Regions from separate parts of the Mus musculus genome. Here all the other regions are linked to region 1. A link is a loop called in an ENCODE intact Hi-C map of the cell type or tissue named here. Cell type or tissue: heart. All regions are shown on one strand.

The links. A loop is a pair of places that touch in the nucleus more often than their neighbours do. Peaks named below come from ENCODE experiments on the same cell type or tissue, not always from the same donor. Only the 100,000 strongest peaks of a DNase experiment are listed, where the experiment ranks them.
Region 2: a loop joins it to region 1, with 2.3 times the contacts of the local background. A loop is called at or near these places in 2 of 42 quality-filtered maps.
Region 3: a loop joins it to region 1, with 2.0 times the contacts of the local background. A loop is called at or near these places in 2 of 42 quality-filtered maps.
Region 4: it touches region 1 in a loop (6-fold over the local background); 8 of 42 quality-filtered maps call a loop at or near these places.
Region 5: a loop joins it to region 1, with 2.4 times the contacts of the local background. A loop is called at or near these places in 2 of 42 quality-filtered maps.
Region 6: a loop joins it to region 1, with 5 times the contacts of the local background. A loop is called at or near these places in 8 of 42 quality-filtered maps.
Region 7: it touches region 1 in a loop (4-fold over the local background); 8 of 42 quality-filtered maps call a loop at or near these places.

The regions. Positions count from the first base shown.
Region 1 is chr4:86,543,739-86,547,738 of GRCm38, reverse strand. All of the region lies in intron 1 of Saxo1 (stabilizer of axonemal microtubules 1), which reads left to right. Among named protein-coding and RNA genes, the nearest start is that of Saxo1, 13 kb to the left of the region's middle. In heart, a CTCF peak has its summit at 1,906 (motif pointing right); no DNase peak of the experiment used is centred here; H3K27ac peaks cover 519 bases.
Region 2 is chr4:86,484,854-86,488,853 of GRCm38, reverse strand. It overlaps Saxo1 (stabilizer of axonemal microtubules 1), which reads left to right. Exons shown (of 4, transcript NM_001081096.1): 2 at 935-1,114. Among named protein-coding and RNA genes, the nearest start is that of Gm26017, 22 kb to the left of the region's middle. In heart, no CTCF peak of the experiment used is centred here; DNase peaks (open chromatin) are centred at 1,753 and 2,133.
Region 3 is chr4:86,402,785-86,406,784 of GRCm38, reverse strand. The region is part of intron 23 of Adamtsl1 (ADAMTS-like 1); the gene reads right to left. Among named protein-coding and RNA genes, the nearest start is that of Gm33730, 36 kb to the left of the region's middle. In heart, no CTCF peak of the experiment used is centred here; no DNase peak of the experiment used is centred here.
Region 4 is chr4:85,930,114-85,934,113 of GRCm38, reverse strand. It overlaps a transcript of Adamtsl1 not described here. Among named protein-coding and RNA genes, the nearest start is that of Adamtsl1, 120 kb to the left of the region's middle. In heart, a CTCF peak has its summit at 1,781 (motif pointing left); no DNase peak of the experiment used is centred here.
Region 5 is chr4:86,383,799-86,387,798 of GRCm38, reverse strand. It overlaps Adamtsl1 (ADAMTS-like 1), which reads right to left. Exons shown (of 29, transcript NM_001368621.1): 22 at 2,132-2,335. Among named protein-coding and RNA genes, the nearest start is that of Gm33730, 55 kb to the left of the region's middle. In heart, no CTCF peak of the experiment used is centred here; a DNase peak (open chromatin) is centred at 2,478.
Region 6 is chr4:86,044,810-86,048,809 of GRCm38, reverse strand. It overlaps a transcript of Adamtsl1 not described here. Among named protein-coding and RNA genes, the nearest start is that of Adamtsl1, 7.2 kb to the left of the region's middle. In heart, a CTCF peak has its summit at 1,726 (motif pointing left); no DNase peak of the experiment used is centred here.
Region 7 is chr4:85,920,024-85,924,023 of GRCm38, reverse strand. It overlaps a transcript of Adamtsl1 not described here and the pseudogene Gm8949. Among named protein-coding and RNA genes, the nearest start is that of Adamtsl1, 130 kb to the left of the region's middle. In heart, no CTCF peak of the experiment used is centred here; no DNase peak of the experiment used is centred here.

The DNA of each region.
Region 1 (4,000 bases):
GTCCTCTGCTGTATATGTGTTGGGGGCCTTAGACAGCTAGTATATGTTGCCTGGTTGGTGGCTCAGTGTGTGAGAGAGTTTGGGGATCCAGAGTTGAGACTGCTGGGTTTCCTATGCGGTTACCCTCCTCCTCGACTTCTTCTTGCCTTTCCCTAATTCAACCACAGGGGTTCTTGACTTCAGTCCATTAGTTGGGTGTAAGTATCTGCTTCTGCCTCAGCCAGCTGCTTGTTGGGCCTCTCAGAGGGCAGCCATGCTAGGCTCCTGTCTGTAAGCACACCATAGCATGCCCTCTCCATCCTCTCTCTCACCCAGTTCTCGCTCTCCATCTACCCCCAATGGCTGTTCTATTTCCCCTTCTGAGTGAGATTCCTGTGCCCACCTTGCTATTTAGCTTGCTTTGTTCTGTGGGTTATAGAACAAATATGGCAAATATTCACTTATCAGTGAGAAAATACCATATATGTTCTTTTGTGTCTGAGTTACCTCACCCAGGATGATATTTTCTGGTTCCATCTATTTGCCTGCAAAACTCATGATGCTCTCGTTCTTTTATTCTTTTATTATTTTATTTTATTTTATTTTTTGTTTTTTTTGAGACAGGGTTTCTCTGTATAGCCCTGGCTGTCCTGGAGCTCACTTTGTAGACCAGGCTGGCCTCGAACTCAGAGATCTGCCTGCCTCTGCCTCCCAAGTTGCTGGGATTAAAGGTGTGCACCACCATGCCTGGCTAATGTTCTCGTTCTTAATAGCTGAGTAGTATTCCATTGTGTAAATGAACCACATTTTCTGTGTTCATTCTTCTGTCATGGGACATCTTGATTGTTTCCAGCTTATGGCTATCACAAATAAGACCCCTATGAATATAATGGAGCATGTGTCCTTGTGTCATGGTGGCGCATCTTTTCAGTATATGCCCAGGGGTGGTATAGCTGGGTCTTCAGGTAGATCTATTTCCAATTTTCTGAGGAACCTCCAGATTGATTTCCAGAGTGGTTGTACCAGCTTGCAATCCCACCAGCAATGGAGGAGTGTTTCCTTATTTCTTGAGACCTAGAGTTCACCAATTTGACTAGGCTGATGGACTAGTCAGCCCTAGGAATCTCCCATGTCTGCCTCCCCAGTACTGGGGCAGCATGCACAGGCCGCTGCACTCAGCTCTTTTACACAGGTTCTGAGGAAATACTTTACTGACTGAGCCATCTAAATCCCCGCCTTTCAGTTCCATTTCCACCTCCTTCCTAGCTGGGATTGCTCATGGTGCTATTACAGTATCATTAAAAAAACAAACAACAAACAAACCATTAAGATCATATGACTTGGGTAATTTAAATAGCCCCTACCCTACCCCCATCCTATGAGAACAGAGTCTTGCTATGTACCCTTGGCTGGCCTGGAACTAGATATGTAGACCAGCTTTACTTCAGACTCGTGGAGATCCGCCTGCCTCTGCCTCCCAAGTGCTGGGATTAAAGGCGTGCACCTTCTAGATCTTTGCCTATGACAGTTCTTCATTGACTTGGGGTAGACTTAGAATTTACCCCCATGTGTCCTGTCTCCCAGACTCACTGGACTGTGCTGGCTACACTGATGTTCTGGCTGCTGACAATACTCTCTAAATTAACTACTCAGCGACACCAAACCACTCGAATATGGCAACTGAGCAGGGCCCAAATATTTTTTTTCAAATCATTAGAATGGTGTTTAATATCATGCAACACCTTCTGGGTTAAAGTCTTGAGTTTCTGGATTCTCTTGAAAAACCAAAATGACATGGCGGTTGTGTGCCTGTCTTTGTAAGAGGTAATGGCCAGGTGATACCCTGAGAAGACAGGCAGGCTTTTCCCAAATTGTTCTTGGAGAAAAGTAAGGGGGAATACCCAGGAAGTTTTTCCTCCTATTTCCCACAAGAGGGCAGTCTAATCTCTAAGACAGTAGATGCCTCTGGCTTTGTAAAGCTGCAGATATGACTTTGGTGAAATAATTTGTTCAGGCACCCACCTAGGTTTGAACACAAATCAGAATACAGCGTGGGCTTTGCTCTTTACGTCCATATTTTCACTGACTCCTGTCCTCGGGCCTGGTGCTCTGCCCCACCTGCAGCTCCCGAATCTTAACAAGCTTCTGTGTGAAAATCAGAAGGGGGACTTTTTGATTCTGTAGCGTCAGAGCCACAAGTTCAGCTGAGAGGGCAGCTATAAGAAGTCTAACAGGGGCCTTGTAAGGCAGGATTCTTTTTAGGGAAACACCCCAAGCCACAGAAATGGTCTCAAAGCCTAACATCTCTCGAGGCACTGTTTTGTGTTTCCTTTTTAGCTAGAGTCTTCTTCCCTGGTCTTGATCTATGTAGTTGAAGGTGACCTTGAGCCCCTACCCTCTTGCCTCCCACCTCCCAGGTACCAGAAACAGGCATTTGCTACCACATCAGGTTACCACAGTGCTCCAGATGGAGTCCGTGGCCATGGGTGTGCTAGGCACACCGTCTACCAACTGAGCTTTGTCTCAGCTCTTGGTGGTAATTCTTACTGGTGGAGAATCCCGAGGCAGAGCACACAGCCACAGGCATGCCCTGACGCTAACTAGGCCCTGAGGAGATGCTATGTAAACCCAGATGCTTGTTAATTCAGAATGAGACACATCTGCTGACGAGACCCAGAAAACTCAGTTTTTGCTAACTAGCATATTTTAATTTCAGGGAAAAAAAAAACCAACCCAAAACAAAGAACAAAACAAAAACAACCAGAAGTTAAAATATAAATTAGAGGCCCACACAAGGGTGGTGATATAATCTGACATTGAGGGTTCCTGTGATGTATCTAAGCCCTACACCAAGGGACTCAGAGTTTGTGGCGGCTCCCTTTCTCTGGCCGCGCTACGGGTAACTTGTTGTAGCTCCTTGCCTCTCTGTTCTCTGGCCCCACCTCTCCACATCTGTCCAGATGTACCTATCATGAGCTCACCCCATGAACTCATAACTAGGTATTCTAGATAAAGCTAATATTAAATTGGGTGTACTGGATATTATATATGTGTGTGTGTATCCCCATACATGCGCATACACTCTTGTGTATATATATGTATATTCATGTACCATATATTCATGTAATATATATTTATATAATATATATACAATATATATGTAATATAATGTAATATAACTTGTTGTGTATCCTGTTTTCACCCTAGCTTCCACCACGTTGGTTGCCCATAATCACAAAGGACCCTGACTCAGTCTTGGGTTTTACATTTTTGGGGTTAGTTCTGGCCATGCTAAGACCTTGAGTATCTATTGACATTTTTGCTAATTTTTTATTCATAAGCTTACTTGGAAGGATCTCCATGGGTCCCAGTGCATCTCCTTCTGTTGGTTATGTTAAAACCATCTCTGCCCTGCATTTCTAACGCAGCAGTTGCAGTGTTTGGTTGACAGTGTGTCGCTTCCATCCCTGCCTCCCCAGTGGGAAGTGAGAGTGGGCTCAGATGCCTCATTAAGTAGCTTGATAGGATTTGGAGAAATAGGGCAGTTAGAAATGAGTTATTTGGTACTAAAGTGCAGTGAAGCATGTATTTAAATGCCTATTTAGTGCTTCAAACCTGGCTTTGGCTCATGGTGCTGTTAGGAGAAGTAGGAGACTTAGTTCTATTTTTAAATCTATGCAACTGGCTGGCCATGCAAAACAGCTAGAGCAGTGTGGGCCACCGCTGTGCATAAACCTTAGCCATCTTGAGCTGTCTTTTGTAATCTTTTCAAGAAGTCCTTAATATTTGAAAGAGATTGTGTAAGGCAATGTATGTAAAATGCAAGCCCTGAGCTTGGTGTGCGGTGGAATGTCCCTCATTCGGCAACAGCCACAGTAATTGGGTCTAATGAAAGGTTTCCTTTCTGTAGTCTCACAAGAAGGAAGACTTTCCAGACCCACGGATCCTGTTAATCACACTGAAAGTTCCTAAAACAGCTGTGTATGTATACTGATTTTTTTTCTTAGATACTCCTCAAGAT
Region 2 (4,000 bases), 59 kb after region 1:
GGTCCGCTGGAAGAGCAGCCAGTGTTCTTGATCACTGAACTATCTTTCCAACTCTCTGCATTGACTCCTGAGGGAGGGAAGGGTTCTATTTAATGTTCTACTTTTTGGATATCAGCTGTTTCCACCAAGTACAGGTATAGCTCCTTCTTTTGACGGGGGCAAAGGGGGGGGGGATGAGGAGGGACGTCTGTGATATTTTCCTTTCTAGTGTTCCAGACAGGGTCTAGGGTGGACCTCAATGGCCTTCAGGCTTCTAGTCCTCATGTAGCTACCCAACATTCTTCCTCTCCCACGTAATTGCTGAGACCCTAAGATCATGAGCTGAAATTGACCCAGAGGTCCAGTTCCAAAGCTGTTCACCAGAGGGGATCGGTATCTGCACTGGGGTTTAGGTTGCACCCTAATGTGTGAAGCTTCCAGGAAGGGGTGCTCACTCAGGAGGAGAGAGGTAGCAAACCACAACCCTTATCTGGCATTCCTGGCCTGTGACCAGGACAGGGCCAAGGACATGTCCAGCTTCTGACCAAGGATAACAGGACTCCTGTGTCAGGAATCTGGAAGCTGCCTGATCAGTTTCTACCTCTGGTTTCTCAGAGGGGCAGTTGGGTCTGGTGACTCGCAGAAGAGTTGGACACCAAAGTAATTTATTAGGGTGTAGACCATTTTAAACACTTCCACAAGCAGTGTGACAATTGACAGTTGAACATCAGCCATGCTTGCATGTAATTTTATGATCCACATATTTCGATTAAACGGTTGAGGCAACCTTTTAAGTTTTGACATGTACATGGTAAAATAGAGGAAAGGAAGGTTAAATTCTGAATTTTAATGGCAAAAGCCAGTCTGCATCACATTTTGGAGGACAAGAATTTTCAGACTGCATGTATTCCTGTCAAGAAAGTAACTAAGCAGACTCCCCATGTATCTTTTGTAGGCGGCATCGCTGTCCACATCTCCCTACGAAGATTTATGATAAAACAGAGAAAACACGTCTTCTCTCCGAGTACACCGAGAATTATCCGATCTATCAGTCTTACCTGCCCAGAAATTCCTTCAAGCCCGAGTGGTGCTACCGGAAACCATCTGCACCAATGGAAGGTCTGACCACATGCAGGTGAGGGCAAAGATTGGCTGGTAAACAAACGGATGACCTGAAACTAGTAATGTATAGTGTCATGTCAAGGTAACAGCGTGCAGTGTGGAATTCAACATCAGAGCCTTAATGCTAATGTACTAGATAGCTCTGAAAGAGATTATTGTAGTTGTTAGCTTTCTTAACTATTACCAAACACTCTCTTACTAATAATTCTTGCCTGTTGAAGTGGAGGGTCGGGTCTATATTGGTCTGTCTTACTTAAAGGTGGTTAAGTTAAAGGTAGAAGGAGAGGGCCTGCTGCTGGAAAAGGAATTTTTGGCTTTGTGGAAGGTTCCATAACAACTTGGCTGGAAAACAAAGACTGGTAATAAAGAATGAGCCCTTCTGTTGTGGCGCTATGGATTTTGAATTAGAGACCCCACAAATATTCAAGATATGCAAAGAACATACTTAATTTTCAATTGATCCTGCTATACTCTAGTTGGTTTCCAAGTTGAGATTGCTAGGATCTAGGGTCATGTAGGCATGGAGTTGCCTCTGTCAATGTCCTGGAGGTTCCTATTGCCAGGGGATGGGGAAAGTGCTCAGTCTGAGGGTTCTGCACTCACAAGACTGTGTATTTTCCATTGACAGTGTGGTTAGTGGCTTCCTGATGGTGATGCCTGGCTTAGTCATCTGTGGTGTTAGGAACATCTTTGAATGCAGTTGGGTGGAATTTTAGGTCCAGCCAGTCAGTCTCTCGTAGAAACCACCTGAACCTTGGTGTGTTCTTGGTCTCCCTATCCCTCATCTCCAAAAGACAGGATTTCTGTGCTGTGGAGCTAACAGTGTACCCCATTTGTTCCCTCACAGCACGTGGGTAGCACACATGCGTGGACAACTTGCTGAGTGCCCCCCCCCCCCCCCCGGTTCACCTATTGCATGGTAATTTTGTGTGGTTTTAATAATGATTCCAGCTGGCCCGAGGTGGAACATGACATCTTTTTCCCAAAATAATGGAAACTTCCTCTCTTGAGAGTTTGACTTGTAAGTGTTCTTATCTAAAAACCAGGTGCTGTATGCTAGACTCATAGAAGCCATGTCTAGGTTAGGGCAGGAGGTCATCTAAGGGGAGGAATGAAGCTAAGGGATTTCTAAGCTTGGTAGGAGCTACTGGACAGGGACATCTTGAGAAAGGCAGGAAGCTGAGGGATTTGTCTGATGCCTAGCAGTTATTGTACGTGACCTGGTTTAAGGACAGTGGTTCTGGGTCCTGGTACATTTGAACAATGCAACTTACAGCTGCCTTTTTCAACCTACAGCTTATTAAATGACATGAACCTGAACCTTACAGTTTGGGCTTCATTTTGCTAAGAAAATATCTTCTCCAGGGCCCCAGAGCTCGCAGCAAAGACTGTGGGCTTCTCCCGAGCTTTGCTGCTTATTCTGAGAGACTACAGGCCAAATCAAGGAGGCGTCCTGTGCGCATGCGTGGTGCACTGGTTTGCAAGGGATGAACATAGCATTGGGAACTGACTTCAGACTTCATTTTCTACTGCGGGGTGCATCAGTTCTCACCTTTTTACAACCAGTTTTCAAGAAAGGAAGAACACTTTGTTGTGAGATCAAAGGCACTAACTTTAGCAACGTTGTGACGGAAAAGTATTTTCTGTCCTGGAAGTATAGGACAGAAACTGATCGAGACTTGATTTTTGCGAGATGCTCTTGTTCATGTCTAAATCTTAGGAGAACAAACACACATCCATCCTCTGAGGCAGGATCCCGGTCCCACTGCCCAGCTCTGAGGCCCTCAGACGTGGAAGCCCTTCATATTTTCCTCCTTCCTAACGCAAAATACTAATCTCTGACCTGAGCTAAGTTATCTTTGCCCGTGTCATTTATAACAATAAACCCATCTCCCAGCAGGTTCCCCGCCTCAACCAGAGCCACAGTAACGATAAATCCAGTTTATATCAAGAGGTCCCTAGCTACTGAAAGAATTTCCCATACCATTAAGGATTACAGAGCTTTAAAACAAGAGAAAGGGGTGGAATCCAGTTACTAATGGGGGTGGGGTGGCGTGGGGTGGGGTGGGGAGCCGGCCCGGGAGCTGGGGTGTACCTCGGTCACAGGGCACTTGCGTATCACCTGTAAGGTTCTATGTTCAAGCCCAGAACCTGAGGTTGGGGAGAAAGCTTATAGCAGATTTTTTTTTTCCCTTTTATCCTTCCCTCGAAAGGGAAGTCAGGCACAAACTCTAGTGGCGGCTACTCTGCTGTATCTCACTCGCACTGCTGTCTCACATCCCAGACTGAGGAAAAGCTGAGTTACTCTCAGGAATGTAAAGCAGCTTGCCTCCCCTGAGGCTTTTAGGGGATGGGATGTGTCATCTGCGTGGATTGTCACCCCTCCACTCCCATGGTACTCCACTCATTTCCTTATCTACAGGTGGACCCTGTATAGCGTCTGAGGCTGGACACCACGCTCCCACCTGCTGCATGAAAAAGTCATTTGGTGTCCCGGCTTGGCTGAGTTTGGTGATTAAGTCCAGACACAAACCCCACCTGGCTTCTGGAAAGGTTATCATCCCAGCACGAGGCCTGATTACAGCTGCACACAACTCTTACTGACTATAAATTGTGGGGATTTAAAGCAGGTGTCAGAAGGGGAATGCCTGCGAGTTCCAGTCCTTTTTACTGGGAAAAAAAAAAAAAAAACAACCTTTTTTTTTTTTTTTTTTTTTTTTTTCTCTTTTAAAAACTTTGCAGCGTTTGGTAATTCTCCTGCAGAGGACTTGCCTTTAGTTTAGCTAGATCCAGCATCAAGTTATGACAAAAGTTAGCATTTCTAACTTTGCCTCTCATTAGGCTGTCAATAGACGAAAGACTTGGGAGCCCACTTGGGACAATATTTCTGTTGCCTAAG
Region 3 (4,000 bases), 140 kb after region 1:
AACCAAAGCCACAGAACAGCAGCAGAGATGAAGAACGGCTAATATTCATAGCAGGCATCCTGAGAGGCTGCACTGGGGTTCACTGGCAGGGCACAGGAAGGAGCAACTGCTGAGGAGGAATTCCAGAGTGCGGCGGAGGGGCGGGGCCACTGGGGCAACATGAAGACCTTCCCTGAATTTATTATTTGCACATGAGCCTCCTGGGTCCTGAGGCTCCAGGACCTTCTCAACAAAGTAAAGAAAATAATAAACAATGTGAAGGGAGAGAATAAAGATGAGAGTTAAACTGGAAAGCTGAAGGAGGAGAGATGAGAGCCATAGGAAGGCTCGGGAAGAATGAAGGTAGAAGTCTGCTGCAACCCTGTGGAAGGATGCTGTTGGCCAACTGCTGCTGGATAGTAATACATCTGGCAGGTGATGTCTGGCCTCTAGCAGGCAAGCTTGTGTGTGGGTTTTCAGGGACCCATAAATAGAGATATCTTAAGGTCAGAAACCCACAGCTCATATTGGGAAGTCCATGGCAGCCACTGGATAGGCATGTGAAGAGCTGATAGTGGCTGTTCAGCTGCATAGATAGTTGTTTGCTCTCTACATTTTTAGTGCTGCTGTGGCTTTTGAGCCACTTTAGGTATGCTCTTGGAACTACCACGGATCTATATAATCCATAGATTCCCTTGGGGCATTTAGCAGGCTTCCTGGAGGCATAAGGACATATAGCATAGTTCAGATTCTCTGGGCAAATTCAGACTTTTAAAAGGACTTTTTAGAGACCCTAGAACCAATGCTACTTTCTCAGGGAATTTGGGATTTGGAACAATCTAGGCCTGGGAGAGGCAAAGCACATACTGTCTAGATGGAACCAAGTAACCTTTGGGTTAAATTTTCTTCTTTCTGGAGACTTTGTTCTCTGGAGCATTCTTATCATGAGACTGAGGTCTGGAGTGGGAATATACTTAAAAAGGGCTGTGTACCTGGTCTCTGGGTAAATGATGGAGGTGTCAGGTCCAAATTCTGGCGGTGAGACAGCAGCCAGTATTCCTCTGGAGCCTGTGAAGCCAGTTACCCTATCTGTCGCTGGCAGGGGCTAGGAAAGGCTACTGTGGTGACGACTGGTACACCAGAGTGCATGTTGTCCTCTAGGCTCCCTCTGTTATCACAAGTATCTAACTCTTCCCACCGCCTCCTCTCCTGTAAACCTCTCCAGCTCAGGAGATTCCTGCCTCTAAACTCCTCATTTCTCCTCATAACCCTGCTAATTCAGCTGTCCTCTCTCGTTTGCTCCTCCCTCTCTTGTCTTTCTTTCTTGGTCCTCTCTCTGTCTCCATCTCTCCATCTCTTGCTGTCCCCTCCCCTATTCCCTTCTCCTGGCCAGGCCCAGTCTGCTGGCTATGTTCAATCCACAACATTCTCTTTCTGCTCTGGACTCTCCCAGATGTCTCTGGCTGGACTCTTCCTCATATCTACAATAAAAATATTCTCCTTAAACATACCTTGGAGTGGTAATGACATCAGTTTATTCAGAAGGAGAGACTGAATGTTCCCACAGAGCTTCCCAAATATGCTTAAATATACTAAAGACACAGATACCTAAATGTTTAGGATTAGACAGAACAGGGGCCTTTAGTTTGGATTTCTATATTCTACTTCATATATATATATATATATATATATATATATATATATATATATATATGAAGTATATTATATATACATATTTATGTATGTGTATATATATATATGAAGTATATTGTATATATATACAATTTTCTTAACATTTTACTATTAAATCTCTCTAAAGACCAAATACTGGAAATCCTAGATAATATATACAGAAAAACCACCTTTTCCTATCATTAAGAAATGTCCCCTCCCCAAATGTATTTTTGGTTATGATGATGGGGAGAAGGGTGAAGGGCAAGGTTCTGAAATGACAAGTGTTTACAATAAGATATTTATATATCGTAATCTGACTGTCAAAAACCACGATTAAAAACTGAGGAGTAGATTAGTGTCATAGCTGCTGGTAAGACAGCCAAGAGCAGGAGGGCTTTATCAGTGAGGGGTAGATAGTGGATATTTAGAGACGGCCATATGAGCTCCATCATTGCTTTCACTGTAGCTTGAAAGCAACCATAGGCAACATTTAAATGAATCAGCAGGGCTGCACCCAAATACAGCTTTCTTTCTAAAGAGGTGGCAGCCTAGAAGCTGTAGTCTAGGACATGAAATCATTAGGGTTTCTATATGCTGAGAACAAATGGTCCAGTAAAACCACTAAATGCCTGTGCAGTACATAGTCTTACCTCCAAAGAAAACAGCCATTTTTACCAGAGAAAGAATTCGATACCTCTTTTCCTAGTTAAAAGTTTCACTTTGCTGCTTTTTAAAAAATTCCAGTGAAAGTTCTTTATGGATTAAAAGTTCAAAAAAATGTAACAATCAAGAAACCCTTCAACTCCCACTACTTGGAAATAGACATCTCTGTATATTGTCTCTTCCAACCCCTCAGAGCCTTCCCATTAATACATAAGAGAGAGATCTACCCCAACCCTCAGAACTGTTGCCAAAGAGTCTAAATGTAAATGCACCTGAATTTTTTTAATTTATGTTATCTGTAGCGTTAATCACACACTCTCCAATTTGTCATGAACACCAACTGTGCTAAGGGTAATTTCTGAGCAGTTTTGTCCATGTGCACTGATGACTCTTACATCATCGCACTGAAGGAGCACTTCTGGGTTAATGAGCAACACTTAAGAGTATTGATAACCATTGACAAATTATCACCCAGAAGTGTGGTGCTAGTGCATGTTTTGGGCAACAAAGCGTTGTGGTTGGTATGTTTTTCTTCTCCATTCTTGAATACTATAGTCAGTAGACAAAACAATGGCTTCCATCTTGTAACGTTCATATCCCAATCCTGGCAACCTATCAATATGCTACTTTATGGGGATTGTACTTTATAGATATGATTAAGAAAGGATTTCAACTGGAGGGATTATTCTAGAATATCATGTAATCAAAGGGGTATCTAAAAGAAGGGAAACAGAGGTAATGTTAGAGAATTTGTGGTGCTCTCTGTCATCCTTAAAGACTGAACAACTGTCACAGCCAAAGGACAGAGGTAGCTTTTAGAAGCTGATAAAGGCAAGGGGTAGACGTCCATTTTGAGCTTCTGGATCAACCTTAATTTTAGCCTATTTATGTCTATTTTGAAATTCTGACCTCCACACTAAAACTACATTTGTGTTGTGTTATACCATGAAGCCTGTAGTATTTTGTTATGGCATTAATTGCCAATTAATAGAAAATTTGTGTTTTTCATCTTTATAAATTTCCTACCTGATGAACAATACTTCCTTTTTTTTCTTCTTTGATTTCAGGAAGATTGGGTCTTCTGTTAACCCTTTCTGCAAGTCAATCGGTAAATGTTGATGGATCACAGATCTCTTAGAGATTCTGAAGAAATCTCTACTACTTTGTGAGAAGGAAAACACATTTATATGTGCACGGGTGTCAGCCCCAGAACCACAAAGTCTTCCTAGAATTACTGATCTCTCTCTCTCTCTCTCTCTCTCTCTCTCCCTCTCCCTCCCCCTCCCCCTCCCCCTCCCCCTCCCTCCCTCTCTCCCTCCCTCCCTCCCTCTCTCCCTCCCTCTCCCCTCTCTCCTTTTTTATTGCAATAGAAAATTGACTAAGATTCTCTTGGTGGTGCTTTGGTGATGGTGAGAGGATGGCAGTGAGATGAGGATGGGTCTGTGTGAGGACAAGGCAGCAGTGAGAGGAGATTGCCTCTGGAGATAGGGCTTAATCAAATTAGTAAATATTTTAGAACAACAGAGGCTATAGACATGCAAATATAGAAAGAGGAAATAGAGACTAAATTCTATAGTGTGGTGTCAGAATTGGAGATACGAGGGAGAACTCATGGTTTAATGTATAGATAAGTATAGAAACTATACATAACTGTGCATATACATGCTTATGTATAGGTCCAACA
Region 4 (4,000 bases), 610 kb after region 1:
GGGATCCATCCCATAATCAGCCTCCAAACGCAGACACCATTGCATAAGCCAGCAAGATTTTGCTGAAAGGATACTGATATAGCTGTCTCTTGTGAGGCTATGCTGGTGCCTGGCAAACAGAGAAGTGGATGCTCACAGGCAGCTATTGGATGGAACACAGGGCCCCCAATGGAGGAGCTAGAGAAAGTACCCAAGGAGTTAAAGGGGTCTGCAACCCAATAGGTGGAACAACAATATGAACTAACTAGTACCCCTAGTCGGCCATCCTTGGGAAGAGAGGCCCCTTGCTATTGCAAACTTTATATGCCTCAGTACAGGGGAACGCCAGGGCCAAGAAGTTGGAGTGGGTGGGTAGGGGAGTGGGGGGGGAGTGTATGGGGCACTTTGGGGATAGCATTTGAAATGTAAATTAAGAAAATACTTAATTAAAAAAATTAAAATATTTTGTATTACATCTTTCCATGATTAACTGATTGCTTCTAGAATTTCCCAAATAACTGACATTTAGCTCATTTTGAGCACCACCTGAAAAATGTGATGTAGAGAATCATATTACAAAACAGGTGCTCTGGAGGAAGCAAAGGACATAGTTCTAGATTCTGAACATCTTCAGTGAGGTTCTCTCAGTCCCAAGCTCCAAAGTTGGGATTTACATTGTGGTCTTGTGAGTGTGCCCTGGAATTTAGCCTGAAGGAGAATATGCACTGTGTATGGGCTTTTGAATCTTTCCTTAATTGAATTACCTATTTATGATTCATCACATCACTTGTCACACACCTACTATACATCTGTTTTCTCTCTTTTCCAGTAGAAACATAGCGTATTCTATACTGTCCTGTAGAAATGAAGAAATCATAAAAATTTGAGTATAAGTGGAAAACTCTTTGTACTAAGCAAAAGGATTCTCATTTATAATAATGAGAGAAATTTATAACAACAACAAAGTTTTTGAATTATTATTCCATAGAAAGATATTGTTTGGCACAGGAATATTTAGTTATCAAATGCTAAAGAACCTACCTAACAACTTAAACAAATGCTTAGACGTATGGTTAATATAGCACTCTATGCTTAACCAGAGAGAATAATTCTAAGAAAGCAATAAATGCCTAAATTGTAAATAGTTTAAAGTTATGTCACACTAAGGGTTTTGTATATATATAGTGAAGACTCAGAGACAGACATTACATACATGTGATAAACTTTAACTTATAAATAAGGCAAACTAAGAGTTTATGAACAATAAAATAGAACAATGATAATATTATAGTAAGTTTTATTTTAAATTATATATTTTTTAAAATTATACATTTAAACTATAAATGTTACGTAAATTGTGGTACATCTATACAATGGAACAGTATACAACTATTTTAAAGATGATGTAAATATGTGTATATATGTTTTTATGGATATGTATATAACACATACATAAACTATGTCAGGTTGTGGGAAAAAGTAACAAAATGTAATATATTCTTCTATAAAAGAAAATAGGTCTTTTATAGATGCACTCATCTTTAAAATACATAAAGTATATGCAATAAAAACATTAACAGCAATGTAGGTTTTTATAAGGTCAATTGATTACTCTTAATTTTTACTTTTTAAAAAGTTTTTCTACATATGCATGTCTTAATTTTTTAGTAGGTAGAAACAATAAGGTTATTTTCAATTTCAAATTGGGATTTCCACCCTTCCTCTCCTGCATAGACAAAGATAGTAATTCATATGTTTTATAACACATAAAATCAAAGATATGCCTATGACTTTCCATTGCCCTCTGGTGGAAAAATAGAGTAACTTTATGAGAATGCTTATTAGCTAAATTACATCCAATAAATATCTGCATTCTAAGTCAGGTAAGTGATAGCTTTAGCACCATAGGTAGACTTGTCTATCTTTATTTTTGACTAAACCTTGAAGAAGGAAATAAGCCAGAAAAATCCTCTTGATTAAAAAAAAAAAAGTAAAGAAAAGAAAAAAGAAGAAGAAAGACAAGAAAGGTCACTTTAGTTAAGCTTGCAGATTAATAATACTGTATTTTAAATGCATCAGAAGAAAGCAAACACTTAACATTTCCTGGCTCATAATGAGTGCTGAGTTAGTGTTTGTCACTTTACTATTGCTGGTCTTCTCAACATGGTAAGAGTGTGCTGCAAAAATACACACAAGGTAAGAATATGAAGAAATCACTCCCCTCAGGGCTTTCTTGTCCCCTGTGCATGGACACTTGTACTCTAAGATATGGGCGACCATTTAGAAAAGGTTAATGCTACTACACCATAGTCCAGAATGGAAACATATTTTCCTAGGGGTGCTCGTAGACACATTATGTCAATATTCTAGACTATCACAGTTTATCCCTAACTGTATAAAAGGCCTGTGGTTGGCTTAGTCATGATGTACTAAATATGCATATTTGCTTACATGTGTAAAATTATATGTAAAAGAATTTCCGGGCGCCATCTTCAGCTCCAGACGGCCGGCCACCTTCCTGGTGAGAGCACGGGGGTCTGCCCGGCCTGAGAGGTTTGTGTCACAGGCGCCGGCGGGAGCCTTCTTGGCTCCGGGATTCCGCGGAGGGCAGGCTGCACGGGTGACCGTATGGAATACAGAGGCCAGCCATTTCTGGTACGGGCGAGAGTCGCAGAGCTTCTGGGGCGGCGCCATCTTCGGCTCCAGACAACCGGCCACCTTCCTGGCGAGAGCCACAGAGCTTCTGAGGCGGTGACATCTTCGACTCCAGGCAACCGGCCACCTTCCTGGCCAAAGCAACACAGCTTCTAGGAAAGATCCTGTTTTGGGCCTTCACCTTCAGCCAGGAGGAGGTCCAAACACCAGATAACTGTACACCTTCCCCGAAAGAGGAGAGCTTGCCTGCAGAGACTGCTCTGACCACTGAAACTCAGAGGAGAGAGCTTGTCTCCCACACCTGCTGATTGAGGGTAACAAAATCAACAGAGGAACAATCTCTTAACAAAGACAACTATAACAACTAACTCCAGAGATTGCCAGATGGCGAAAGGTAAACGTAAGAATCCTACTAACAGAAACCAGGACCACTCACCATCATCAGAACCCAGAACGCCCACTTTGCCCACTCCAGGACACCCTAACACACCTGAAAAGGTAGACCTGGATTTAAAAGCATATCTCATGATGATGGTAGAGGACATAAAGAAGGAATTCAATAACTCACTTAAAGAGATACAGGAGAACACTGCTAAAGAGTTACAAGTCCTTAAAGAAAAACAGGAAAACACTGCTAAAGAGTTACAAGTCCTTAAAGAAAAACAGGAAAACACAACCAAACAGGTAGAAGTCCTTATAGAAAAACAGGAAAACACATCCAAACAGGTGATGGAAATGAACAAAACCATACTAGACCTAAAAAGGGAAGTAGACACAATAAAGAAAACCCAAAGTGAGGCAACGCTGGAGATAGAAACCCTAGGAAAGAAATCTGGAACCATAGATGCCAGCATCAGCAACAGAATACAAGAGATGGAAGAGAGAATCTCAGGTGCAGAAGATTCCATAGAGAACATCGGCACAACAATCAAAGAAAATGGAAAATGCAAAAAGATCCTAACTCAAAACATCCAGGAAATCCAGGACACAATGAGAAGACCAAACCTACGGATAATAGGAGTGGATGAGAATGAAGATTTTCAACTCAAAGGACCAGCAAACATCTTCAACAAGATTATTGAAGAAAACTTCCCAAATCTAAAGAAAGAGATGCCCATGAACATACAAGAAGCCTACAGAACTCCAAATAGACTGGACCAGAAAAGAAATTCCTCCCGACACATAATAATCAGAACATCAAATGCACTAAATAAAGATAGAATACTAAAAGCAGTAAGGGAAAAAGGTCAAGTAACATATAAAGGCAAGCCTATCAGAATTACAACAGATTTTTCACCAAAGACTATGAAAGCCAGAAGAGCCTGGACAGATGTTATACAGACACTAAGAGAACACAAATGCCAGC
Region 5 (4,000 bases), 160 kb after region 1:
AATACTCCAAGGAGTCAGGGCTGAAGTCTTCAGTGGTAGATTTGCACAGGCCCTTACCAGGTGCGTGGTATTTTGTTAGCACGTGTTAGCCATGTACATAAATAAGTGTTGATGGTGTCTACTTCTGGAACATTTTTGTCTTTATGGCTTTGCCAAAGACCATCACAGAGAGAACACAATGGTGAATTGTGGATCATATATCTACATATGAAACAGAGAGCATTCAACCCCTTTTATAGGGAAAATGTGTACTTAGAAATCCACATTTTGAACTTTGGCTGTGCCATTGTGCTTAGGCGGGTACACATTCTACTGGGCCTTAGCTGCTTCATTATAAACATCTTTTTAAGTAAACAGCCATAGTCAAAGTGTCTTTAATCCTCTTCTCCTCCATTACTTATTTATTAAAAGCAAAAAGTGAGAGCTAGTTTTGTCTAGGAAATAACCTATTGTCCTTGGACCAAATGTCAGCCTCTGCTTTTGTTCCTACAGCTTCTACGGCAATTCTTGTGTGTATGTGTGTTCCTATTCTATCTTCCCAGTGGGAATGTAAATTCTTCAGGGGCATATTCCCCTTCATTTTCCCCCTAAAACCGTATGTGAGTCCACATAAGGTAACACAGACATGTCCACTGGCTACATGGATGGATGAGAACCAATGCCACACCCTTCCATGCTGAGCTTTCAGACTAGGAGTTAAGACACAGGACTTGATATGAAATTTCATTTTGACACACAGGATTTCCCCTTTAAGAATTAAGTCATATTACCACCAATAAAAAAGAAATATCTTCATATTGATTTGTTAACTACACTAAGACTTCTAGTAAAGAAAAGCCCATCAAAGCATCTGAACAGAGATCATCTTCCTCCAGGAGATTTGATTATAATGGGGAAGGCATCACGCTCATCCACTGTATTCATATGATCATACTCTATTTGGAATGTAGGAAGAATTGGCTCAGAGAAAATACTTCATTGCTAATGCCACAGTGGTGCTCCTAAGTGCCTTCCCATCTTTGCTATCAGAGATGACAAGGAAGAGTCATCTTTACTGGGGAGAAAAATCCTACCAGAGAGCACAATCACTGAGTATGACTGCAGAATAACAGCGCAGCTGATGAAACCCGGCAGAAAACAAATGACATCTTTCTATCCTCTGAGCCAATTTTCGATGGCTTCTTATGAAGTCTGGAGGTTTCTGCAGCCACCAGTGAGATGAAATGCAACTGGGCCCTTGGCTTCTGAGTGAGCAGGAGTGAGGTTATGCCATCAGCGGTAGGTGTGAAAATCCAAGTGTAAGTACACAGTATGTTGATGTATACATGCGTGGATGTCATTATTGTTTCTCACATTTTACACCCTCCCCTTAGAAAGGAAGCTCTCTCTCGGCGAGAGAGTCAGGATATGGGCTCTAATTATTCCACTACTTTTAAAGGGTAAGGACCCCCCTAGAAGCTTTTGTTCAATGTCACCCCCCCAATTCAGTGGAAAAGAAACAGAAGGTGGGCAAAGCAGGCTATAGCTTGCAAGATGGCCAAATTCTGTCCTAGGGGAAACATCACGGTGGCCAGTGACCAGGGACCATTCTTACTAGTAAATGATTATTTTACACAAGGACCTGTGACAGACTTTATAATAAGGAGTTCATATGCTTGGGACATGCATGCAAAGATCTTATGCAGACTACCTGGAAATAGATGAGAAAAGTTTAACATATATGACACTGTTTTAAATCCATGTTTCTCATTTGCTCTTCAAAGAAAAGCCTAGCATGGGAATTAAAAAAATTATTTTTTCTTCTTCTGCCAGCTCCAATTGATGACCCTAGTAGGATGGGAAATCCTCAATTGTTAGGTTTCCCATAGTGAACAGCATCTAAGATTTATCGGGGTGACTAACTCATGCAGTGCCACAAAGGATAAGTAACAAGAGGTGGAGCCAGGTCTTACACGCAGCTTCAGCTGGCTCCATACTCTATTTCTGTTGGAAGCACTGACTGCAGGATGAATGGATAAAGGGACACTGCCTCTATTTGATGGTCTGAATTCAGTAAGGGAAAAGGGAGGTAGAGGGTTGGGCAGTCACCCCCATGGTCCAACCGAGGGTGTGACTCTAAGGAGCTTTTTACCTAGAATCAGGAGCTGCGTGCTCTCTGTCTGTTCTCCGTGTAGATTGGCTGCCCTGCAGGAATACAGGCCTTGATCAGAGAAGGACACATCTGTGAGCAGCAAGGAGCCCTCATGCAGGTGGTGGGAGGAGCCCTCATGCAGGTGGTGGGAGGAGCCCAATTTGCTTTTATTTCTGAACCAGGTGACTTCAGCTTCAGGTACACCTAGAGAGACAAAAATAGGCTCATCAGACAAATGTTCAGGTGAATCCAGGACATTTAGAGGCTCTGGCCAGCCCAGCCTGCCCTGCAGGAAGCATCTGCCTGGGCGTCTTCTAACGTACTTCAGCCAAACCAAACATCACCTTGGACTTCTCACTGTCTCTGGAGCTTTGGCTTTTTGAGACTTCTAGAGACGGAGCAGGAAAGGGTAGGCCAGTTAACCGGGGAGGAAACGGTGGCAGCTGGTAAAGGGCACTGGCCAAGTTACAAGGATGTTCAACTTCTTCGGAGAAAACATCATAAAGCAGAAAACCTAAATGTATATACTTCATAAAAATGAAGATCCTACAACTGAGTGAGACAAACATAGTGCTCAGTATAAAGAAAACAAAATCCAGAAATAGCAATATATCCCACCTGATTTCATGTTCGTAAGTGATATACAAAAACTGGTATTTTACTCTCATGAAGTCTCACCAACATAGCTGCTTAACAAGACAGGAGCAAGAACCACACCAATAGATCTGCTAACATGGAAAGCAGAATTTCATGGGGCCTCAACCCTAGACAAAGAACTACAGGTAACTAGGGAATGCCGAGAGCAAGGGAAACAGTTTTCCCCAGGGAAGACCGCCAAACTGCTATGCAATACCAACTAGGCAGCCCAGAAGACATATACATACAAGTGACATTGTATGGACGGAGCAGGCTATACTTATGGAGGTCTTTAATTTGAGAGAGAGTAGCAGGGTGGGGGAAGGTGGGAGAGGTTCATGGGAAGGACTGGAGAGAGGACAGGGAAGGGGAAGTTATGAAACTATAGTTTTATTGAAAAAATAAAACAGAAAACCAAGCAGCATTAGTTGATGTTAAGCAGCAGGAGGATGAGTGGGTCCTTTGAGGAGTGGAATGAACACAGGGCGGCTGTGACACACAGAGAGAAACAGAGGCTGGGTCTTTGGCCCTGCCAGTTCTTGACTTGGAAAAGGTCAGTTGTGGCATCATTTTTATACATATACTTATTTTTTATATAAGCTTTATGTTAAGAATAAAGCCAAAAGACATAAAACATCAAAATCCATTTTTGACCTAGACAAATGACAGCTGCTAGGAAGCATGCTTCTATTTTTCAAGCTGCCATGGCTTCAATAAGAAAAAAAAAAGATTATGTGCGTGCATGCTCATCTGTGTGTGGGGATAAGCATGTGGATGCAGGTGTCTACAGAGGGAGGCCAGAGGCATCAACTCCGCTGGAACTTGGGTAACAGGTGGCTATGAGGGCTCTAGGAACCTAACTCATATCCTCTGTGAGAATAGCAGACACTCTTAACCATGGAGCCATCTTTCCAGTCTCTCTCATTTGGATTTTGTGTCCTCACAAGTCCCATGTCTCCCCAGGCACAATCTTCTGGTTGGAAGAACTTCTAAGAAGTGGGTCTAAGTAGATGGTCTGTGGGAGGAACACCTTTGAGGACAGGTCAAGGGATCCCAGACCCCTCTTACTCTTTTGCCTCCTGGCCCTGTGGTGTATGGTTTTCCTCTTCTACACACCTATCTGGTGATCTGTTATGTAACTACTGAGTCAAAGTAACAAGCCAGTTGATAACTGACTGATGCTTCCAAAACCGTGAGCCAACAGGAACTTTTCTCTTTACGAGTTGGTATCTT
Region 6 (4,000 bases), 500 kb after region 1:
ATGGTTAAAATCCCTGACACCAGCCAACAGCAAAAGTGAATTCTGGGGACTTCTGGGAAGATAATAGCTGATTTTGGGACAAAGAGTTCAAATCCTAGTTTTTACACTTATTCTTAGCAGCTTTTTAAAGGAAATAAATGGATGGACCCAGGGGTGTGTGTGTGTGTGTGTGTGTGTGTGTGTGTGTGTGTGTGTGTGTTTGCTAGTTTTGACTGATTTAGACATTTGAGTTCTGGGAGAGTCATGCATCTCCATAAGGCTACAGGTGAGATTTTACTGTTTCTTGCTCAGAGTCAAGGAAGCATTATCAATCTACAAATACATGAGCTTCTTCTCTTTGTTTTCGTGCTCTGATGTTTTCTCTGTATATGAAAAATTTAATGAACTTCTGCAAAAAATGATCATAATCTAGACTCTGACCACAGTACATGACTCCTTTCCTACAAACCACAAAACAACGCTTAGAAGCAAATGCTTGACTGAACTGAGAAGACAGACTTATTTCTGACCTGTAAGCTTGAAGCCAGGGTTCTTCATTATTCTACATAGCTAGAGCTAGGTAAAGAATCTCAGAGGTTTACTACCGAATGATAGTCAATGAATGCTCAGTGCACACCTATTGTGTGCACAATTTAAGGATGTTGGAAGGAGTGAAACTGCATTTATTTATTTATTTATTTATTTATTTATTTATTTATTTATTGTGGCTCCTTTTGACACAGAGTGACTTATCAATGTAATTGCTGAAGTTTGAATTATGGTTGCAATATCCATGTATTAAACCCAAGTGTAATACATAAATCCAAGGGTCTTGATTCTTAGTTCGATACTATTTCCATGACATCATTCTTCACAGATAAAATAATTATTTCAGAGCCAGACAATGAGGTGAAGGACTGTTAACAGATTTATAGACAATACAGAGCGAGCAGGATGAAAACGAGAAAGCTGAATGCCTCTGCATGGCATTCAAGGTCCTCCACCGTGTGCTTCGGGTCTGAGAGAAAGTCACCCTCCAGCTCTGCTGCACACCTCCGGGTCTGGTGGACCTGTTATGCTCCTGTGGACCTGCTTACTCTGTCCTCGCTGCTGAGGCCTTCCATGCTAGCACCATCCTGCTGACCAAGGTGTAGCTCAGTATCACCTCCTCCAGGAAGGCTTCCTCCAAGTCAGTGGTTCTCAACCTTCCTAATGCTGCCCTAAATCTGCGGCCCTTTCATACAGTTCCTCATGCTGTGGTGACCCACAACCATAAAATTATTTTGTTGCTATGTCATAACTGTAGGTTTGCTCCTGTTATGAATTGCAATGTAAATATCTGATATGCAGAGGCCTGGTATTTGACTCCTTAAAGGGGTCAAGATCCACACGCAGAAAGCCACTGCTCTAAGGCTTGTGTTCCTTGAGACTCTTCTTTTGCTCTTTTGCTTGTTTTTAGATATTTGTAGGCATTCTTTAACCATCACCAGTATGAGACATTGTTCTGGTAGAAAATGTTTTCACTGTTGATCCTTTTTATCGTTGTTTTTGTAGGGTAGACGTTTAGCAGTCTGATCATGTTTTTTTTTTTCTGACTTCTTTGACTCCACATGGCTTTAAAGGCCATCTTCCTCCCAGTGATGGCATCTTTCCATATTCTAAATTGTAGTTTTAGCTTTAAGTGTATATCCAGCTTCTGTGGCAAACTGTAATTGTTTTCCCCAAACCCCTGCAAAACTGCTCCCCCATGTGGACAGGTATTCTTGCCAAACTTCTTTCTTGTGAACAAATTAACATATGTCCACAGAATATGGGAGGGACAAAGAAAAACAAGTGGGGGGGGGGAGGATCAGAGAAAAGAGTAATCAGGAACATTGCAAAAGAAAAGACAGTCTCTGAAACTAAGAACAAATAGAGATTGAATGTAAAATATAATTTGAATTTCAGCCAAGCACCCAAATCATAGAAAATCAGAATACTTTTCCTCAAAAACAGAATAGATCCTTAGTCTTCTTTTTTATCCTGCTAATTCAGTTGTGTTTCCAAACTAATAAATATATTAATGGTTTCCATACAAAATTAAAATACTTTCATGTGACAGTTATATGCATTGTGATGAAGAGTTAGTAGGTCCTATTAAATAATGAAATGACAAAAGAAAGTTCTTAATTTAAACTAACATGAGTTAATTTTCTTTTACTTTTAATTTGTGCTTTTTAATTTTGACAGAAATTATATATACTTATGATGTACAACAGAATGGTCTAAAATAAATATTCTGTGTAAAATAGATAAATCAAGCAAATGAACATGAGCATCATCTCCTATACTAAGGATTAATTTTTGTGTTGAATATATATATATATATATATATATATATATATATATATATATATATATATTAATTTCCAGAAAGGACTTGGAATCTGTTTCCTTCTTGAAATTATGGTGGTCCTTCTTAGCAAAGACTTTCATGAAGGAATTTGGAATTTGTGAGTATGATTTAAAAAAAAAAAAGGGAAAGCAAACTAAGGTTACAACTCAGAGAACTGGATAAAAGCCAAGGACAACCAAACATTCACCATGGATGCAGGTGTCCTGCAGGGGAAAGATGGGGTGTGGTAGAGAAACTCAGGTAAAGGAAGCCAGAGATTTGTCTTTTTTACACGTCCATTTCCGCCCCATTAGAATCCAAATCTGTTTTCCCAGCACAGAAATGAGCAGTGCTGGGAAGCCTTGCGTGTGGGAGGAGCCGTGCTATTCCCATTCAGACTGCAGGATGGTGGCTAGCCACAGGAGCTCTGGGAAACAGCTGGTCAGGACACAGGTGCCAACTGTGGGCATTCTTGTCTGCAAGAGAAGCAGCCAGCAAGCTTGCCATGTGAGAATGACGTGGTCATTCTCACGGGGTCCTTGGTGGGGACATGGCTATGCAAAATAAAGAGTTAGCAGAACCTATTAAATTATGAAATGACTGCAAGAAATTTCTTAAGTTAACATGAGCAGTTTATTTTCTAAGTTATTTGCTTTTTAAATTTGACAGATATTATATATAGTTATGATGTACAACAGAAGGGTAAAACATAACCATACTCTGTAAAATAGATAAATCAAGCTAATTAGCATCGCATTATCTCTGTGCATGCTGATTACTGTGTGTAAGCCCACTCCGTGCCAGTGACTGCTTTCTTAAACTCTGCCTTAAAGAGAGAAGCAAGAACATCGCCAACCCAATGGTTCTGTAGCCTGGTGGTTGGTCACAGCGTTTTCCCCGGTATGGCCCACCTCTCCCTCTGTTGCCACTTTCTATGACATGAACCAAGGCAGAAATGACCTTGACTGACTCAGAATGGACTTGCGGGAGTGTTTTCTGTCACCTTTGCCACAAATCTGCTAATAACAGTTTGATTTTTAAACCACAGTGGGCATTTTCAGGGCAATTTTATTTTAACTAAGAGATCTGTGACAAAACTTTTAACTGTCTCCCAATACCCTTTCTTTCTATATTTTGGGAATAAAGTCTGTGTGCAGGGCCAACCAGACTTTGTGGAAGAACCACACATGCATGCCCATGAGACCAAATGCTCCCCAAGATTGTGGAAGTAGAGGGAGGGAGTGTAGTTCTAAATGATGTGCCCACAGGGAGAGAGCCATCCCCTGCTTTGTCTTTCCTGGTTTTCTGGCTGGCATGAAGACTGGAGCAGCCTTCCTGCACAAGTTTACAATGGAAGGAGCCTTCCATTCCTGACACCCTCAAGCAGCACAATGCACCTGGAATTCCTTCTTGCACCCTTCAATGAGAGAAAGATGAGGGTGTGATACCCATAGGCTTAAAACACACGGTGTGTGTGTGTGGGGGGGGGGGCAGGGCAAAAGTATGCAGAAGCAATTAAACAGGCAGGCAGAGCTAAGCCCCAGAGCCAGACCATTTCATACTGGTCTATGCATAATAACCTTAGATGATCTGTGAATGAACAGTATGGCTAATGATGATCTTAGAAACACGCAAACCAAGCGCTCC
Region 7 (4,000 bases), 620 kb after region 1:
GAAGAGCAGTCAGTGATCTTACCTTCTGAGCTAGCTCTCCAGGCCTTATCGCTGACTTTTTTAGTGGCAAAGACTCAAAGTTTCTTCATCAAATATGGTTTTAGGAAAACTTACACATATTCTTCTATACAGCAATGTCAAAATGTGTAAACAGTGTATGTTATTCCTTACATGGGCTGATTATGCTCCCCATAAAGAGCATAGACTGTCTAACATGAGAAAACTTTTTTTTAGTTGTTAGTTCAAGAGACTCCCCAAACACCATAGGCTATTGAAGTTGACCTTGGTTGCCCTCCAGAGGTTGAAGGTAAAGTCTTATTTCTGAAACATTATGTACTTCAGACACAAGACTCAGAAGATTCAAGTTAGATCTTACCTGAAAGCCTCTTCCCCAGGACTAAATTTCATAGAACTGGAAGATGCTGTGTTAGTTGCCAAGGGAGGAAAGGAACCAGGAGTCCTACCCTGCTATGAGGTCTATGAACCATAGCAACGACCTGCATGGCAAGATATACTCAGTGGCAATAGTAACACTCAAATCTTAGCAGTAACAAACAGCTATCTAATTGAACTTAAGATCTGCCCACGAGGAGGGACATCATGCCTGGTACTGAAAACCTAGTTACATACTTACCCATGGCTAGTGAGGTCATAGATCTTATAACCACGTATTGCTACTTTAATATGCTAGCACAATTCCTAGTTATATTCTAGATCCTTATCCTTATGTCTACAAGTAAGTCTATCTTGCACTACCTATCAAGGAAGATTCTCTTGCAGCAGAGATGGTCTCAGCAGACAGAGACCATCACAGAAAACCACAATTGGTTAAAATACAGAGAACCACTGATTGCGGAGTCCCCAGCCCTCAACAGATACATGCTAAACACAGTCTCTGCACTCAAGTGAAGTGGAAATTTCTTTTATTTTTGGAGAGTCAGTTGTGTCATGTGATGTTTTTCTGGAAACTGTCTTATGCGTGGATGTACTTTGCTGAAGCAGACATGTGGGAAGAGATGCTGAGAACAGATGGGTAGTGCTTTTCTGAAGGCAGCCTGGAAAAAGGGCATGTGATGTTTTCCTAGAGCAGATGCTTGAGAGAACACGTACTATTTGGAAAGGGTATGAAGATAACCCAGCAGACGGTGGATCATGCTGTGTGGTACTGGTTCACCTTGCCGTCCTTTACAAGTCATCCTTGGGCTTTGCTGATCCTAGTCTTCACTGATGATGCTCTGTGGTATTGGTTTACCTTGCCACTCTTTGCTGGTCATCACTTTTCATGACTTCGTAGAAAGAAATGCCACTAAAGAGCGTCTGGTGGTATTCCAGCAGCTTCTTGCTGCTTTGGGATGATTGGCAGAACCTCACAGTTTCTTCTGAATCAATCTGTCATTGCTGACTCCTGTATGGGGTTTGTAAATGGATTGAGCTGCTGCTGCTGATTACTGTGAACTTAACTGCTGGTATCTTGACAATGCAGATTGGATTCACCCCAAAGAACTATGTCTAAACAGGTCCACATCCTCCTTTGCCCTATCAACACGTCCACTACCTCTCTGGTGTGTGGTGGACTAGAAAGGAGGTTAAAGCATTTAAAGACCCTTATTAAAACTAGGTTTTGAAAAATATAAGCCTGCACCTAAGGCTCAGGAAACATCATGGAAAAGGGAATTGAAAGATTGTAAAAGCCAATGGCTGTATCTCCTAGAAATGACGGGAAAGGTACATCTACGATAGCTCAACAATCTGGCTGCCTAAAGAAGACATAAGCAGTGAAGACCAGTAGATGTGCTAATGTAGAAGTGGGGGTTCTCATGGCCTTATGCTTAGGCAAAGAACTATAGGCAACTAGAAATATGGAGAGGGAGAGAGGGAGAGAGGGAGAATCAGTCTTTCACGTGAAGGAGTCCAATAGCTTGTTATTCAATATTAAGTGATCAGGCCTGAGATCCTGCACATACAAGAAGGAATACTAAATGGACTTAGCAGGCTGCTCAGTATCTATCTATCTATCTATCTATCTATCTATCTATCTATCTATCTACTTATATAACTATAATAAAGAAAACGAGTCTCTCTCCACCAACCAAGCAAGATACCCAAAGGCCAAGGTGAAGAAGGTGACCTCCCTCTGCCCCCTGCCTTTGTCAAGAAACAGGAGGCCAAAAAGGTGGTCAATCCTTTGTTTGAGAAAAGGCCCAAGAACATCCAGCCCAAAAGAGATCTAACATGCTTCGTCAAATGGCCCTGCTGCATCAGGCTACAGTGGCAATGAGCCATCCTCTATAAGCAGTTCAAAGTACCTCCTGCCATTAACCAGTTCACCCAGGCCCTGGACAGCTACTCAGCTGCTTAAGCTTGCCCAAAAGTACAGGCTAGAGACAAAGGAAGAGAAGAAGCAAAGGCTACTGGCCGGTGCTGAGAAGAAAGCTGCTGAAAAAGGGGACTTCCCAACTAAGAGACTACCTGTCCTCTCAGCAGGAGTCAATACAGTCACCACCTTGGTGGAGAACAAGAAGGCTCAGCTGGTGGTGATTGCCCATGATGTAGACACTATTGAGTTGGTGGGATTCCTGCCTGCCCTGTGTCAAAAGATGGGGGTGATCTACTGCATCATCAGGGAAAGGCCAGGCTGGGGCGCCTGGTCCACAGGAAGACATGCACCACTGTTGCCTTCACACAGGTAAACTCGGAAGACAAGGATGCTCTGGCTAAGCTGGTGGAAGCTACTAGGACCAATTACAATGACAGATATGACAAGATCCGTCGCCACTGGGGGTGGGGGCAACGTCCTGGACCCTAAGTCTGTGGCTCACATTGCCAAGCTGGAAAAGACAAAAGCTAAAGAACTCGCCACTAAACTGGGTTAAATGTATACTAAGTCTTCTGTACATAAATATAATTAGAAAATTAGAAAAAAAAAAAAGAAAGAAAAGTAGACCATGAATTTGAGAGGGAGAAGTATATGGGGGGGGGGGATAAAAAAGAAATTTCGTTGAAACAAAAATTTAGAAAATAAAACCAAATAAATAAAATTCAAGAATTCTATTTTTTAAAGGTACAACTATTTTGTAAATTAAAAGTTATGACTGAGTCATTAAGCTGGAGATAAGAAAAAGAAATCTAAGTCACAGTAAGGCAACTCAACCAGGGTTCACTATTCAAGTCTTGAACAAAGGAGACAAGAAAAGTGGAATAGTCTTAGTTAAGCTTTCTATGAGGTCTACTGTCTGTTTAGCCACAGATGGTTGGGAAACCTGTTGTCTGAAGCAGTCTCTGTGATTCTATTTTTAAAGCAGTAGACTATTTCCTGCGCCCTCTTAGTCCTCCTTACGAATACACATTACCAAGTGTGGCATTTCATCATATTTCCCAAGAGTCTTAGAATTAAACACTGGTGATTTAAAATGTCTCTTACTCATGCATTTCTCATTGTGTCATAGATATGACTAATCACACCTGGCACGTGAAGCTCTGAAACATTAAGGAGCCCTCACCACCTCTGCAAGCTCTTTTTAAAAATACCTTTTGGACCACACACAGATTTTTTTTTTGATCTTTCACCTTAAAAGTTATTATTTCTCTCCTTTCAATGAACCTGGTGCTTTAAATCTTCTCCTGCCAGATGATGGAGTGTCCTTATTAATCCTATATATAAGGCATTTATTTCAAATTATACAATTCATATTTTGGCATGCCACTTATTATTAATGTCTCCTTACAATTTTAGCTATTTCAAGACAATGAAATTTCAAATATACTAAAAGTCCCTCCAGCATTTGAAAATGCAGCTTCTCTTCTATGATGAAGACACAGATAAGAGGTTTTTTAAAAAAAATGATAATATATTTTTATTAGATATTTTTTCATTTACATTTCAAATTCTATCCCCTTTCCTAGTTTCCTCTCTGAAAATCCCCTATTGCCTCCCCCCTCCCCCTGCTCCCCCAACCCACCCACTTCTGCTTCCTGGCCCTGGCATTCCCCTATACTGGGG